Regions from separate parts of the Homo sapiens genome. Here region 1 is linked to region 2. A link is a contact called in ENCODE Hi-C or POLR2A ChIA-PET data. All regions are on one chromosome and are shown on one strand. Each heading gives the region's core, a stretch centred on a gene start or an enhancer-like site at or near the end of the contact. The rest is flanking DNA. Distances are from core to core; before and after follow the strand shown. Region 1 has its middle 3.5 kb from the start of LINC01971. Region 2 holds the start of MRPL12 (mitochondrial ribosomal protein L12).

Evidence for each region. A loop is a pair of places that touch in the nucleus more often than their neighbours do. ChIA-PET counts read pairs that join two places held with the same protein, here RNA polymerase II (POLR2A). Pooled maps may share reads with other maps.
Region 1: a loop to region 2 is called in a pooled map, with 2.9 times the contacts of the local background. The contact joins the enhancer-like site here to the promoter of MRPL12 in region 2. A Hi-C loop is called at or near these places in 1 of 50 pooled maps. POLR2A ChIA-PET finds 5 or more read pairs at or near these places in 3 of 52 experiments (A549, AG04450 and HEK293T).

Annotation. Positions count from the first base shown.
Region 1 is chr17:81,483,361-81,486,623 of GRCh38, reverse strand. No RefSeq gene overlaps it. Among named protein-coding and RNA genes, the nearest start is that of LINC01971, 3.5 kb to the right of the region's middle. RefSeq lists a silencer at 1,877-2,286, a cis regulatory region at 1,644-2,441 and an enhancer at 2,345-2,995. Within about 2 kb of position 1,908, at least 3 of the 41 ENCODE cell types and tissues checked have a DNase peak (open chromatin) inside an H3K27ac peak, as active enhancers do.
Region 2 is chr17:81,701,917-81,704,616 of GRCh38, reverse strand. It overlaps MRPL12 (mitochondrial ribosomal protein L12), which reads right to left and starts at 1,250. Exons shown (of 5, transcript NM_002949.4): 1 at 1,042-1,250; 2 at 187-373. The coding sequence starts at 1,115. It overlaps HGS (hepatocyte growth factor-regulated tyrosine kinase substrate), which reads right to left. Exons shown (of 22, transcript NM_004712.5): 22 at 2,496-2,700. RefSeq lists a silencer at 883-1,262 and enhancers at 1,163-1,766, 1,753-1,822, 1,767-2,370.

The DNA of each region.
Region 1 (3,263 bases), core at 659-3,158, 220 kb after region 2:
CTCAAAGAGCGAAGGGTAGAATTACCCAGCAGTTCCGCGCAGCCACACACCCAGAGAACTAGGGGCAGGAACACGAACAGTGTGCTCAACACGAGTTATTCCAAATGTTGACCACAACGATACTCACCACAGAGAAAAGGTGGAAACAACCCACGTTTCCATCCATAAATGAATAGAGAAACAAATGTGGTCCCTCCATACAATGGACTATGATTTAACGTTAAAAAGGAAGGAAATTCTGACGCACACCACGCACAGATGGCCTGAAAACATTATGCTAAGTGACATGAGCCAGTCACAAAGGACAACGTCTGTCTGATTCCACTTATAAAACATCTAGAATAGGCAAGTACAGAAACAGAAAGTAGGTAAGAGGTTGCCAGGGGTTGGGGGGAGAGGGCAAGGCCAGGGGCTGGGGAGAGAGGGAAAAGGAAGTTGGTGCTTAATGGATAGTCTCTGGAATGACAAAAAAGTTCTGCAGACGGATAGTGTTGAGAGTCTCACAACATGGTAAATGTACTCAATGCCTTTGAAGTGTACACTTAAAAATGGTTAAAATGGCAAAATGTATCACAGTTTAAAAAATTATGGGCCAGGCATGGTGGCTCATGCCCACATAATCCCAGCACTTTGGGAGGCCGAAGCGGGCCGATCACTTGAGGTCAGGAGTTCGAAACCAGCCTGGCCAACATGGTGAAACCCTGTCTCTACTAAAAATATAAGAAAATTAGCCAGGTGTGATAGTGGGTGCCTGTAATCCCAGCTACTTGGGAGGCTGAGGCAGGAGAATCCCTTGAACTCGAGAGGTGGAGGTTGCAGTGAGCCAAGATCACACCACTGCACTCTAGCCTGGGCAACAGAGCAAGACTCAGCCTCAAAAAAGAAAAAAAAAATGTAACTTGCCCAAACTAGGCCGGGCGTGGTGGCTCACGCCTGTAATCCCAGCACTTTGGGAGGCCGAGGCGGGTGGATCATGAGGTCAGGAGATCGAGATCATCCTGGCCAACACGGTGAAACCCCATCTCTACTAAAAATACGAAAATTAGCTGGGCGTGGTGGCGGGCACCTGTAGTCCCATCTATTCGGGAGGCTGAGACAGGAGAATGGCGTGAACTCGGGAGGCGGAGCTTGCCGTGAGCAGAGTTTGCGCCACTGCACTCCAGCCTGAGTGACAGAGTGAGACTCTGTCTCAAAAAAAAAAAAAAAAAAATTTAGCCAGGTGTGGTGGCATGTGTCTGTAGTCCCAGCCACTTGGGAGGCTGAGGTGGGAGCGTGGCTTGAGCCAGGGAGGTTGAGTCTGCCATGAGCCATGGTGGTGCAAATGCACTCCAGCCTGGGCCACAGAGCAAGACCCTGCCTTGAAAAAAAAATTTTTTTAAAATTTATAGCTGTAATTTCGGAAGCAGTGTGTGCACTGATGCCTGCTCCAAGCATGCTCTTGGTCTGGATGCGGCAGGATTTCAGTTCCAGGAAGCAGCTATTCTCTGCGCTAGAAGGCCGCTTCTCCCCAACAGAAAGGGCAGCAATGCTTCACCAGGTGTGTGCCTAACAGTTCTCAATCCCACTGGGAGAGCTGCGAGGGAAGTATGGCTCATTCGGAATGGACACACACAGGCGGCTCCAGTACAGAGAGGGGCTCTAGGCCCTGAAATGCTGTGCTCCTCGCAGGACACACAACTCCACGTGACGGGGATAACACGCGACACAGCTCCTGCATCGATGCTCCCCAGTTCCTGCCTGGCTGCTCCCCCAGCTCCTGCCTAGGTTCTCCCCTATCTCCTGGCCTTATGCTCCCCAGTTCCTGCCTTTGTGCTCCCCCAGCACCCCCAACCCAGAGTGCTCCTTCCCTCTGGCCAGGCCCCCTTCCCAGCCCCGCCCCTTCGGGGCTCAGGCGGGAACCGAGCTGGCTTTTTCCTCCCAACCAGAGCAGCTCCCTCTGGTTCCCAGGTTGCCTGCCCTTCCAGCTGGGAACACCGGCCTTGCAGGGAGGGGCGGGGGTGCTCACCACGAGGCGGCCACACAGGGCGCGAAGGGGTCCCAAGGCCCACCCAGGAGGAGCGCCTGTCTTTCCGTGGCGGGCTGCGCGCGCTGCCCACGCGGCCACGCTTGGAGCCTGGCAGGAGGCCGCCATCCCGGCCACGGCCGCTGGAGGGCGCCCCCGCACCGCTCCTGCCTGCCGGTTCCCGCGGGAGGGCGCCTGTGGCGGGCGCCGGAGGTTGATCTGCTGGTTCACGCCAGGATTGCGAACCGGCGGCCGGAGCGGGAGGCCGCAGAGCCGAGTTCAGGTCGCAGTCCTGACCCACCTGGCGGCGACTTCCTGTCCCGCGGCTGTGCTGCAGCTCTCCAGGTTGGGGTGAAAATGCAGAAACGGTCCCGTGGGCTAAGTCACGGACGTTCGTTTCTCACAGCGCCGCGTGCCTGCCTGCAGGCAACCGAGCCACGCACGCCGAGGCCGCCCCACCGCCCGGGGCCTGAACGCGCCGGCCCAGACCGGCAGCCCCCTCGGATCCTAAGACCTCTGCACCGCAGCGCAGGTGTGGGGGTCCTCAGCCGGCGCCATCCAAGCAAGAGCCGAGAGCGCGAGCGCCACGCCTTCCCCCACCCTCTGCCCTGCGCCCCTGGCTGGCGGTCCCTCCTGCAGCGGCTGGCCTGGAATTCGGGCTGCGGAAGGGGCTGCACCCACGCGGGGCTCACGCCATGGATGTGGGCGCTGGGAGGGTCTCCGGCTGTTTCCTGGTGCTGCCCAAGAAGCAGGTCCCTCGGCCAAACCAGCCCCTGTTCTGGTGCCCGCCGGTGCCCTCAGCCTGCGGGCCTAGAGGCCAGAGTGCTGGCGGATGGGCAGGTCCTGACCACGCCGTCCTCCCTGGGAGCTTACTGGTGAGACGCTCGTCTGCCTCAGGGGGCCCAATAATGGTCACTTGACATAAAGGGACAGAGGTGGTCTGTCCAGGGTGACGGTGACCACTGTCCTGGCATGTGACGGAGCCCAGGCCCTGGGCAAGCGCCATGCTGAGAGGGGCTGGCCGCCCGCTGCCGGTGGCCTGACTCAAGAAACCTCGCTCCCCTGAGCGGCAGCTGGAGGAGAGGCAGCGGCAGTGGACCTCTGGGGACGGATTGGAGGGGTGGCCCTGCGGCCCTTGCTTGGGCAGGAGGGACGCTGCAGCAGCTGCTGGAGCTCCCAGGCAGGGGCTGTCCCTCGGTCAGCTGGGTCACAGAGCAGCCGGCGCCTGCGTCATTCTCAGCCTGCCCGAGGGGGAGGCTTC
Region 2 (2,700 bases), core at 1-2,500:
CAGTGTCCACAGCTGGCCCTCACACCAGCCGGAACCTACTGAGGAGGGGCAACTAGCCTGGCATGGACCTTGCACCTGGACAAACACACTTTTGACAATTTACCAAACTCCCAAAATACACCAGGAACAAAACACAGGGGCCCTGAAACTTCCAGCCCCTGGGTCTGTGCCACCCTCTCACGATACCTTCAGGAGCTCGTTGAGGTCTGAGATTTCCAAGAGAGTGAGGCTGGCGATGTCCTGGACCAGCTGCTGTATCTTGGGGGGGTACTCCTTGGGGGCGTTATCCAGGGGTGCACCAGCGAGGGCCTCACACCTCTGATGGCCGCTGCTCCTCATATGTCGCACGGCACAGACACATGGCACCTGTCGCCTAGCCCCCACCCCCAATTAAAACAGACTTGTCAGTCCTGGAATGGAAGGGGCTGCAGAAACCAGAGGGGCAGGACAACTGGGGGACTGGTGGGTGCCATAAGCTCAGGCTGGTAATCACTAGGGCCGGAAATTACCTAGCTCCTTGGTCCCAGTCCAGGGTTCTCAGACCTCAAGGGGTCCGTATTGATAAGATTTGCAAGTTACTTTAAATTCTTCAAAGAGCCTTAGAAAGCCACGTGTTTATTTGCAGCCATACCACTCAAACCTCAAGTTTCTGGTTTGAATGAACTACATCAACCCAGCGGTGGCGAAACTATTACTTAGGTGCATCTTCCTGCGCAAAGCCTCCCAAAACATGGGGGCCCCTGGCCGCAAAACGCCGCACCCACGGATGGGCCTTTGCTGCGGAAAAGGCTGAGGCCAAGGGAGGAGCAGGGAATCGTCCAAGGTCATCTGGGGCCGACCCCGGCGCTTTCCACGGCCCAGGAGGGAAGGGGCGTGCGCACCGGGAGGCCTCCTCCCCGCGCCCCCGATGGGACCCCCAAGCCCGGCCTGGCCGCTGCAGGGAGGCCGGCCCCGCCGCCCTCCTCGCCCGGATCGACCCCTCAGTGCCCGGCTGCCCCCTAACCCGCCTGCCGGCCCGGACCGCCCCAGGATCCCGCGTACCTGGCAAGGCGGAACGCAGCGGCCCGAAGCCCAAGGCAAGGCCCCCACAGGGGGCGAGCGGCCGCCGGCAGCATCGGTCCGCGGGCTGGAAGGTCACACGCGGTTCCCCGGGAGGAGGCGACGCTCTAGCCGCCTCGGCCGCCGGGCATTCGAGCTGGGGAGGAACGCTCTAGCCGCCACGGCTGCCGGGCATTCGAGCCGGAAATGACGCTCTAGCCGTACCTCGCGCTAGCCTCGTCTCACCCTGAGATTACCCACAAGGCGGCGCGCTGCGCAGACGCAAAAGCGTCGTCTGTGGCGGCAGCTAGACATCGGGCGACCCTCGTCCCGCCAGGTTTTGGGGTCGCGCAAACGAGCGACGGGGGCTGGGGCTCCGGATTCAGGTGTTCTTTCTTCAGCGCTCACGGGTTTCTGTCCGTACGCGATGCGAGCGAACGTCGCGGTCGAGGCTAGGGCCCCGAAGCCCGCAGTAATCCACGTCTCCCGCCCGCTCCGGGCCCCCAGTGCCGCCGTCGCGGGCGGAGGCGCGAGGTCTGGGCTTTGGCGCCTTCGCAGCCGCAGGCGACATCCTCTTTCCTAGCTAAAGCCCCAAACGCCCAGGTGGCTTCCTGGGAGAGCACGGCTGAGCCTCCGCCTTCAGATCAGAACAGGCAGAGCCTCCAAGGGCGGCTTGGGCCCAGTGCCTGCTTATCCTGCCCGTCTCTCCACACTTCTTCTTTCCCTGTCCGTTGGAGTCCATTCCTTCCTGGAAAAGCCAAAGCCGCGCTCCCCTAAGAGGCCTGGATGTGAAGGTGAGTGAGACGCCCTGGCCTCTGGGTGCAAAGGCCGGCGCCTGCCGCTTTCAACACTCAGGAGGCGCGTTTCAGCCCCGCTGGCCCCCGGCCGCAGACTCGGAGCGCTGAGCTCCCACCGTTCCCATCACCCGACTCCCTTCCCAGGAATGAGGAGCACCCGGGAAGCTTCAGCCACTACACGAAGGAGGCGCCAAGCCCAAACTCCTCCCCAGCTACCGGCGGGGTCAGTGCAGAGCCGCGGAGGGCACACATGAACCCTGGCACGCAGCCTCAGGGAGGGGCAGGCTGGAAATGACCCTGCCTGCAGCTGGGCCATCAGCCTGACCACCTGCCCCCTGAGCAAACGTTGATGCAGGTCGGGCGCGGTGGCTCATGCCTGTAATCCCAGCACTTTAGGAGCCCGAGGCAGGTGGATCACCTGAGGTTAGGCGTTCACGACCAGCCTGGCCAACATGGTGAAACACCGTCGCTACTAAAAATACAAAAACTAGCCAGGCATGGTAATGGGGTGCACCTGTAGTCCAGCTACTCGGGAGGCTGAGGCCCGAGAATCGCTTGAACCCAGGAGGCGGAGCTTGCAGTGAGCGGAGATCACCACTCCAGCCTGGGTGACAGAGTGAGACTCCATCTCAAAAAAATTAATTAAAGAAAAAACGCTGATGCTTTCTGAAATACATTTTATTATCGCTGTACCATTCTGGGGCACTGGAGATGGCAGCTGAGAAGCAGAGAAGCTGGAGACCTGAAGCCTCCACCCTTGGCTGTGGCTGCCGAGAGAGGCCCCTGCAGAGGGAGCCCCAGGCCACACCCAGACACCACAGCCAGCTCACAGTGCGGCCAGAGGGCACAGGCTGCTTGGGGGGTG